Linked DNA regions of Homo sapiens: region 1 is linked to region 2. Evidence: chromatin contacts called from ENCODE Hi-C or POLR2A ChIA-PET data. All regions are on one chromosome and are shown on one strand. The core of a region is the stretch at or near the end of the contact, and the rest is flanking DNA. Distances in the headings are between cores, read along the strand shown.

Region 1 (4,618 bases), core at 87-2,586, 88 kb after region 2:
CTTCTTTCTACCTGCCAACACAGGTATTCAGTCTTATTTGGAATATAATGTTTGTTCTATAAATAAAATAAATATCAAAGCTAGTTTTTTATTGTGCAAGTGAAGAGGAATTTCAGCCACAAAAAATCAAAAGCCAAGTAATCCAAAAATTATGTGTTGGCTTTTAGTATTGATTTGGATTTGTGGAGACCATTTTAGCTTCTGGATTGTGTTTACCAAGGTACAGCATTAAGCTCAAATTTGCTAAATGCTTTCTGGTCTGATATAAAGCATTCAGATTGATGGAAGTGGTTCTAAGAGTCATGATTGCCATATGGAAACACGAAGTGGACACATTTGTTACCTTAACAGTAACTTCTTTTAATGACTATACACTCTCAACTTTACACTTCTGCATAATTCATAGTTAATGAAATGATATAATAGGATGCCCCTATTTCCCATTATTACTAAGAAAAGAAAGGAAGTGTTACTACAATATCAATTTAGGACAGGTGATTACATCTTAATGTCTGTAAATGGCTATTTGCTTATATATATTGTACTAGAAAGTTTTCTTTATAAATACCAATCAATATAAGTTTCAAAGGAAAGATGGCACAAGCCAGATCCTTAACAAATAGAGTACCTGATAATTCTGAAAAGAATGATGGCAAATGAGGCTTTTTAAAGAGTACATAGGCTGGCAGAGGAAAACAGTATTCTGACAGTGTGAAAGCAAAGAGATGTTGGAGATGCCATATTTGTTTCTTTTGTTTTGTTTTGACATTCTCTGTGAAGTAGGAAATGTTACATGCAAAGAGGCTGAGATATTAAAGAAAGGGAAGAGAGAGCATAACCTGATGTATTAGAATAGGAACAACGTGGAACTAGGTTTTACTGATGTGCATTAAATAAGTGGGGCCATGTCTTACATGTAAAAATGTTTTCCAGCCATGCGCAGTGGCTCACGCCTATAATCCCAGCACTTTGGGAGGCCGAGGTGGGTGGATCACCTGAGGTCAGGAGTTTGAGATCAGCCTGGTCAACATGGTGAAACCCCGTCTCCACTAAAAATACAAAAATTACCCGGACATGGTGGTGGACACCTGTAGTCCCAGCTACTTGAGAGGCTGAGGTAGGAGAATGGCTTGATCCCAGGAGGCAGAGATTGCAGTGAGCTGAGATTGCACCACTGTACTCCAGCCTGGGCGATGGAACGAGACTCCGTCAAAAAAAAAAAAAAATCCAGTTGGTCTTAGCAACTCTATATTTCTATCAAAGGAGAAATACTTCAGCTGAAATAGTATAAAAGGGCCATGTACTCAGGGCAAGTAGTTTATACTAAAATAACCCCAATGCCATGAGTCACTTCCTCACCAACTTTGTCAATCTTTGGTTTGCTAAAAAGCAAAACCCTCCAAGAAGACAGTTGCTTAGCAAAATAGCTAGTGCTTAAGGCAAGGAACGAAGTCTAGAAAATACTCTCATTAGGAGCTACATCTTGCTTACATGGCTATCTTTAAAAATAAGGAAAAGTGCAAGGGACTTATGGCATTTTTCCAAAGGCAGAGTGCTGTTCTAGTTATCCAGCATTAGAGAGCTTACAGCTGCCTTATTAAGAGGATTATTCTTTCGGGAAGCTGGGATCTGAACTCTTTTCAGTCTTACTGGTATGTGCCCTTTTATTTTGAAAGCTCATTCATTTCAAGCAGTAAATTTTTATATTTTATTTAAGGCAATTAAGCAAAGATAATGAGACTTTTAAAAAGACAAAGAGGAAAAGAAGGGGCAAAGGAAAATAATATCCTTCCTTCCTATTCTACATCCGCTCCTGTAGTTCTTGTTTTTGCTCATAGAACCACAATCCATCAATCACCCAGGCTTTAAATCTCCGAGTCAATTCTGATCCCCTTCCTTTACTTTCTAATCCCCCCCAAAAATGATACAAACACCTATTAATTTCACCTGCTTAGTGTCTCATACATGTGATCTCTCTTCTCCTACTCCAATTCACCACCCAAAATTCCTCCCTTTATTAGAGCTTTCCTTAGTAGTGTGGGAGATAAAATCATGAAAAGAATGAAGGGACACAGTTTGAGAAGTAGAAATAATTCTGACATCAATTCTAAGAAATAATACTAAGCAACGATAATAGAAAATTGATAAACAACTCTAAAACCTTAGTTGTGATCATGCAGTGCGAATACATAGTAGACGGCAGAGACATAGCTCTGTGTCATTTGTCTGCAGTGCTCAGTGAACAGTGGTGGAGTGCTGTAAAGCTTGACAAGACAGACAGTTGAGGAAAAGAATGATCATCAATCCTTATTGCAATGCAAATGGCCCTACCCTTCTATACACGTGACTAGCTAAAGAGGTTGGCCATGAGTTGGGGGTTGGTCTGGAGAGAAAGGGAAAGAGGAACGAAGGCCATAGAGGAAAGTTCTGCTGGATAGCTAGAAAGGGTGAAATCAGATAAAGAAATCTGAGAAAATTAAAGGAAAATTATTAAGGCAGTGTCCTCACGGTTGTTGAACTCACAGGCATTGGTAGCTGGAGAGTGGATAAAAAGGAAGGATCGTGATGAACCACAAGTCATCTTCAGAAACTGAAGTCATCAAAGGTGTCCAGGATGGAGAAGAGAGAGAGTAGATGGCACTGCTGAAAATGTGACTGAGTGGAAGAAAAAAAGTGATTGCTACTATTTACAGTGTTTGTTTGCTTTGTTTTGGGTTTGGTTTAACATTGTTGTCAAAATGATTTGCAGTAGATACACTGAAAATAATTAATATGCTGGTGGCTTTTTTGGTAAGTTTTAGAAAAATTCACCACATTAATCATTAATGAAAATTTCATTAAAATTGAAGATTATACGCTATAAGTTTAAATGGCTCACTGAAAAATTCTCATGAAGTCATTTAGTTTTCATTTTACATGATAAAAATTTCACATCCTTTTCCCATTATCAACTTGGCTCCCAAGAATAAAAAAGTGGTGCTATGTAGCTAGCATGAACTAAAATAATTTTGATTAATTTTAAGAATTCCACAAACATTGATATAGAGCAATAGGTGACAATCTGATACACTGTAAAACCAGAATCGAGAATGTGTTTCTCTGGAAAATTAACATCTGCTCTACTGACTGGAACTATGGAGCTCTGTACATTGCAAAGACACTAATCAGTAATCCAATACTGACACTATTTCTTCCACCCAGGAAAGCAAAATCTTGGACCAAGTCCTCATGACAACATCCAAGTAACAAGCAGGAAATTCCAAGCTTGAAGTTATAGTTTCTATTTAGCTTTCTTTAGTATTTCAACTAGCCTCGGGATTCTTGCAGAAGGCATTCCTTTGAAAAGTTATTTTCCATTTCTCTTACATATCTGATGTCCTTGAATTCTATGACCCTGGTTGCTGATGGCAACCAGAACCATTCTAGACAGACTTGTTCTGATTTATGAAACAGTGAACCAAATTTAGCAGCCAAGTAAAACAGCCCACTGATTCACATTTTCCCTACAGGTTCCACAGAACCCAGGCACAGCTCCATAACCATTGGGACAATGGTGGCCTTGGAAAGGCTGACTCAAGCTCATAGCCTTGATGTCCTGAGTACAATACAGCAACAACAGTGGGGTACTGGGTCTCTCTGACATTCTGCCCAACCCAAAACAGGAAGTGATAAAACTGAGATAATAAAAAGACATATATAGTACTTTGTAATCCGCAAAACACCTAACACAGCCAATACAGAGAAACATCCTTCTGTTCATCCTGTAAAGGAAGAGGACCACTTTTCTTCACTAGAAGACAAAAGAAACAAGACTCAGAGGTGTAAATGACTGGTCCAAAGTCAGGCAGCTAGAAAAGGAATGACTAGAACAATTATTCAGATTTTTTGACTGATCATCCATGATTATGTCATTGTATCGAGACAATTCTGCCACAGTCAGGCCAAATATAATCAATATCACAAGTTTGAAAACTTAGTAAAAGAATAGAGCCAGTATTTCCCAAAGTAAGTTCCATTAGTTTTCACAGAAAAGTGAACATGTGCTTTATTCTTAGGTTTTGACAGGCATATCTAAGAATTTTATATGTATTAGCTTATTTAATTATTATAACACTTTTAGAAGTTGCTCATTGTACAGACATGAAAACTGAGACTTATTATTATGTTCATTTTACAGATGACAAAACCGAGTCTTACAGACATTAAATATCTAACCCAAATTTACACACCTATACACAGGAACTTGAAGCTGACTCATGTCTCAAAGACAAATTGTCTCAAAACATATATATATATATATATATATATATATATATATATATATATATATGGATTATCACCTCAAAATGTTAAGCAATGAACCTATATCTACACCAAGAAGAGTTATACAATGTTCAACATTTTGCTTACAATTCTGCAATGTAAGCAAACCAAAAAAACCTCATCCAAAAGTTTACAAGGAGAATTTAATTTCAAATTTCTCTTGGGTTCCACAGTGAGCAACAATAAGAGAGAGCTAAGTCCATGAAGATATGTAATTTAGAGGGAAATTAAAAAACAAAAACAAGTTGTGATTCCTTTTTTTTTTTTTTTTCCTTTAAAACGGAGTCTCGCTCTG
Region 2 (4,865 bases), core at 1,263-3,762:
TAAGTAATTTCCATTATTCTCAAACATCAACATTTTCAATAAATGAATGAATTCTTTTTCTACTTTCGTCACCCTAACTTTGGGAATTTATCCATTACATTTTAATGAAGTGCTATGGTTTTTGCCTTCGTTTTTTTACTTAAATTTCACAATATAGTAACTTTAGAGATTTTTAACTCCCAAGTGACAAGCATGTAAGCTGACACTGAAGACATCCTGTTTCTAAGCCACAGCGCAAGTTCTAAGCTCTAGCTAGCAGCATAAGCACAACAGCTAGAGAGAAAGGAAGTCATCAAATTACAGCATGTATATCACACTAAACAACCAAATTCATCCTTTGATGAACCTGTAAGATGTGTGTGTGTATACACTCATATACATACACATGTCACAAGGCACATTTGTAGACATTTCATTACTTGCTAAAAAGTCTCCAAATTTACTCGAATTTTTGCCAACTTGAGTTAATTTTTCTTCATAGAACCAAATAAATAAATACATTTCTTACAATATGAATAATATATTAAAAGAATATTCTTAAAATTTACAAAACATCAAATTTTGAAATAAAATTTGGAAGCAGTTTGTTCAACCTACTGAATTAAACGAAATCCTGTAAATTACAGTATTTAAATGTAAAGTATGGGCTTATGAATGAGAATTTAATCTTATTTTAGGACATTCCTAAACATTTCTATATAGCAGAGTCAGATTTTTGGAGTAAAATAATAGCCATATAGCAAATAACTTTGCATTTTATTTCACAGTTACTGATGATGTTAATACATTAATATAACTTGTAAAAAGATCCATATTTGAAATTTTCACAATTCAGTTATAAGAAAAAACAGTTTATATCTCCTGACAAATTTATAAAATTAATTTTAACATCCATAGAGAACTACCTAATATATTCTGTTGCACCTTTTGCCTTGACTACTGGGAAGCTCAGAATTGCATTCACTGTCATTTACAGTAACTATATTATATTATGTTGGGTTTCTTTCTTTCTTTTTTCTTTTCTTTTTTTTTTTTTGAGTTGGAATCTCGCTCTGTTGCCAGGCTGGAGTGCAATGGCATGGTCTCAGCTCACTGCAATCTCTGCCTCCTGGGTTCGAGCAATTCTCCTGCCTCAGCCTCCCAAGCAGCTGGGATTACAGGCACGCGCCAACACACCCGGCTAATTTTTGTATTTTTAGTAGAGATGGAGTTTCACCGTGTTGGCCAAGCCAGTCTTGAACTCCTGATCTCGTGATCCGCCCACCTTGGCCTACCAAAGTGCTGGGATTACAGGCGTGAGCCACCGTGCCCGGCATTATGTTGGGTTTCTAATGTGTCAAACTAAAGCTGGCATATTTCACTTTTTTCTTTGAGTGTTTTTGTTTCCATTTCAAAAATCTAACTATACAAATAGTTGCCTTAGCAAGGAAACTCAGGGACATACAAAAGGTACAACCTATTTAAAATATATACTCCCATAGTAAGGGAGATTTTTATACAATATATTCCTTTTCTACATCTCAAGGCAGAACATTTTAAAATTTCTAGCTTTGAAGAACACATGTTAATTCACAAGTTAGGTGGCCATGCTAATGTAGAAAATGAACTTATCTTTGCATTTATGGAATGTCACTCTAAAATACAGTCATAGGTATAAGTAACTATTTATCGTTTTCAAAATGCAATTTGGTAAGGATTAAATGGAAATGACGTTTCTGAAGAGTAATATTTCCTCTGTGGAGTAAGTTGGAAAGGAAGAATGAACATGCTTTCTTAAAGTGCTTTCTTTTGCCAAACTGCTTATGCTCTTTCCCTCAATTACTTATGGTCCTGATTCTGATTAATAGACTCCTGCTTTTTTAAACACTCTAGTGAAGTTTTAGTCTTGATGTTTACATTTTAGTGTTAAACACTAATGGTGAATAGCCATGGCCAAATGAGGATACTCTTAGGAGCTCCGTGAAACAACAGATTCCATCAGCTTTCTAGAAGATTTCTTATCTAAATAGAAACCATCTTTCTGGGTAAGGAAAACATTAAAGTGAAGACACAGAACTTTTAAACATACTATTTCCGATTAGAGACTATTAAAAATGAAATGCCCTTGATGTTAAAAAAAAAAAAAAAACTATCTAAGTATTAGCCAGAAATAAGTGTGTGCTTTGAATTAGACAAAATCGCTCAAGTCATCTGTGTATTGTCTAACTTCCTACCAAGGGAACAGCCAAAATTTGAATGGCTGCTGGGTAAGAAGGAGAGCACATTATCTTAGTGATGGAAGGTAGACAAGTCGTCTCTGCCTCGGGTCGAATGAAGTTAGTGTGCATGGTCTATTGGTATGTTACTGTTGTTTTTGGTTCTAAATGCTAGGACAGGGTAAGACTGAATAACTGGGCAGGGATCTTAACCTCTGCAGTGTTTGTCCAGCACTCTCCCTTGAGGTGTCAGATGATGACTAATGGTTACCGAAAAGCAGTGTGGGCCAAGACCTTGCTGACATTTGTTTCCTGCTACTGTTTTTGGAATCTGCTTTAATCCTTTTCAAAGTTTATTCTGAAGGTAGTTGTCATTAATTTCATACCTTAGCTTTGCCAGCATCCCATGACTATGGTAGTAGTCATTACTTTAACATCTCAAGAATCTAGTTCATGTCAGATTTTGAAAAATAAATAAATAGAAATCCAATGTTTCTCTATGTGAGTACAGAACTCTACTCCTCTTATACATGACCTCTGTATTGGTGAGCACAATCTAACTTGTGAGGTTGCCAATAATAAAAATTGCATTTGTCATATAGGTTGTATGTTTTATATAGTTGGCAAAGCATTTTATAATATTAGTAATAAAAATAAGAGAAATAAAAATGGCCATTTATTGAGTTTGTCTGCCCAAGAGGACAGCTTCAAAAAGCTAGATGAGCCCTTACCTCTACTTCAGGACCAGCGCAGAAAGTGGCTGGTAATTATTGACAAGGGTACGTTATGATACAAACGATAATTTATTTGTTTATTTATTTCGAGACGGAGTCTCGCTCTGTCGCCCAGGCTGGAGTGCAGTGGCGGGATCTCGGCTCACTGCAAGCTCCGCCTCCCGGGTTCACGCCATTCTCCTGCCTCAGCCTCCCGAGTAGCTGGGACTACAGGCGCCCGCCTCCACGCCCGGCTAATTTTTTGTATTTTTAGTAGAGACGGGGTTTCACCGTCTTAGCCGGGATGGTCTCGATCTCCTGACCTTGTGATCCGCCCGCCTCGGCCTCCCAAAGTGCTGGGATTACAGGTGTGAGCCACCGCGCCTGGCCACGAACAATAATTTATAGCACCAAGTCAAAACTTGTCCAGGGACAGAGTTCCCCTTAATGAACTTTAGGATACAAAAACAAATTTTGTTGTGATAACACTTGACTCATATTTTGCCTGGTTTTCATTATAATAAAGGGGGAAAAACGTTGTCTTTCCCGAGTGACTCAATTAAAAAAAAAATTTTAGCTGGCCATCAATTTACTACAGCTAAAAGTCAGCTTCCTAATTGTTCACTACCACAGTTATGTCTCTACAACCAATAGCAGCCAGATCACATTTTTTCCTCAAACTGTATGTCACAATCATTTGAATTTGTCACAAATCACTTGTCACAAATCATTTGTCAAAAATCATATGTCACAAATCATTTGAATTTGTCAATTATGATAGCAAAATGGCAATTAACTATGGATTTCTGTTTCTAAGATAGCTTTTTGAAAATCAGCAGTGAAATAGCTTAATGCAAGCCTGGGAATGATTTTTCTGATCTTGAGAATATGAAAAAAAATTTCAAAAGTTTGTTGCTGTGTCTGCAACATTGTTTTGTGAAATGACAAAGCCTCAGACATCAAATGCTTGTCACAAGCACTGGGAATCAAAGTATGGGTTTATTTAGTGTTTCTCCTGTAAGTCCACATGTTTCCTGAGTAGACTGCATGGGGGCATATAGATCAGGGAGAAGAAGTAATCATTTGGGCCCTGGCCTGTTTTAAATTGTAACAATGCTAGGATAACACTGAAAATAGCTTGGCAAATTTGATTATTTGAGGAGGCTTTTAGGGTTTAGTGAATGTACAAATAAATTCTGTCATTATAATTTCCAACATGCTTGGTCTCCCTTCCATTTTGTGTTTATGAAACAAACTTAACATTCCACTCAAATCGCTTTACTGTGAGCAATGCAAGAAAAGCAAACAAGTAAATCAAAAGCCTTTCCACTTGTACCTTTTTGGTATAAATACGCCACGTTCTTCTGTGAAATATAAACTCTTGCTTTTATAGGAGTGGGAAGATTTACTTCAAAAGTTATTTCCAAACACTCATTTCAGCTCATGCAAAGGAATGCATCGTGGCTGCAAGCCAAGGGGAATTTTATTCCAAAGACCCCTCCTGGAGGAATCTTTAAGAGGAGACTAAGGTCTCTGCAGGTATGTCACCCATCAAGCTCACTAATGGGTACTCCTAACCTGACAGGCCACATGCTCTTACTAAAGAGATGGTTTTCATGATAGAGTTCTTTCATTTCAATGTTTCATACATTCCTCTGGCATCACACCTGCACTTTTATAAGTATCCAGCCACAGCAATAACCTTCAGGCTGTACAGTATATGAAATATCCCTACCATATATCCAGGTTAAATATAAACTCAAACATTTTCTTTGTACCTCAGCCAAGAGACTATATTAGAAAGAAAGTTCTAGTCCATGTAAATTCTAGAGAAAGCTAAAGTTTGGGAGAGATCTACTTACTGACTAAACATATCGAGTAGCATCAGTCCTGTTATTTTTGTGGCACTTGCATTGATCTTATAAATACTAATTGCAATTAAGTCTATAGAAGACTA

The links. Hi-C counts contacts between places; a loop is a spot of excess contacts on that map. ChIA-PET counts read pairs that join two places held with the same protein, here RNA polymerase II (POLR2A). Pooled maps may share reads with other maps.
Region 1: a loop to region 2 is called in a map of chondrocyte, with 1.8 times the contacts of the local background. The contact joins two enhancer-like sites. A Hi-C loop is called at or near these places in 1 of 168 maps with a recorded cell type or tissue (chondrocyte), 6 of 37 single-sample maps with no recorded cell type and 3 of 50 pooled maps. POLR2A ChIA-PET finds 5 or more read pairs at or near these places in 2 of 52 experiments (GM12878 and MCF 10A).

Annotation. Positions count from the first base shown.
Region 1 is chr3:190,091,020-190,095,637 of GRCh38, forward strand. The region is part of intron 1 of P3H2 (prolyl 3-hydroxylase 2); the gene reads right to left. Among named protein-coding and RNA genes, the nearest start is that of P3H2, 28 kb to the right of the region's middle. Within about 2 kb of position 1,337, at least 3 of the 41 ENCODE cell types and tissues checked have a DNase peak (open chromatin) inside an H3K27ac peak, as active enhancers do.
Region 2 is chr3:190,001,384-190,006,248 of GRCh38, forward strand. The region is part of intron 1 of P3H2 (prolyl 3-hydroxylase 2); the gene reads right to left. Among named protein-coding and RNA genes, the nearest start is that of P3H2, 120 kb to the right of the region's middle. Within about 2 kb of position 2,513, at least 3 of the 41 ENCODE cell types and tissues checked have a DNase peak (open chromatin) inside an H3K27ac peak, as active enhancers do.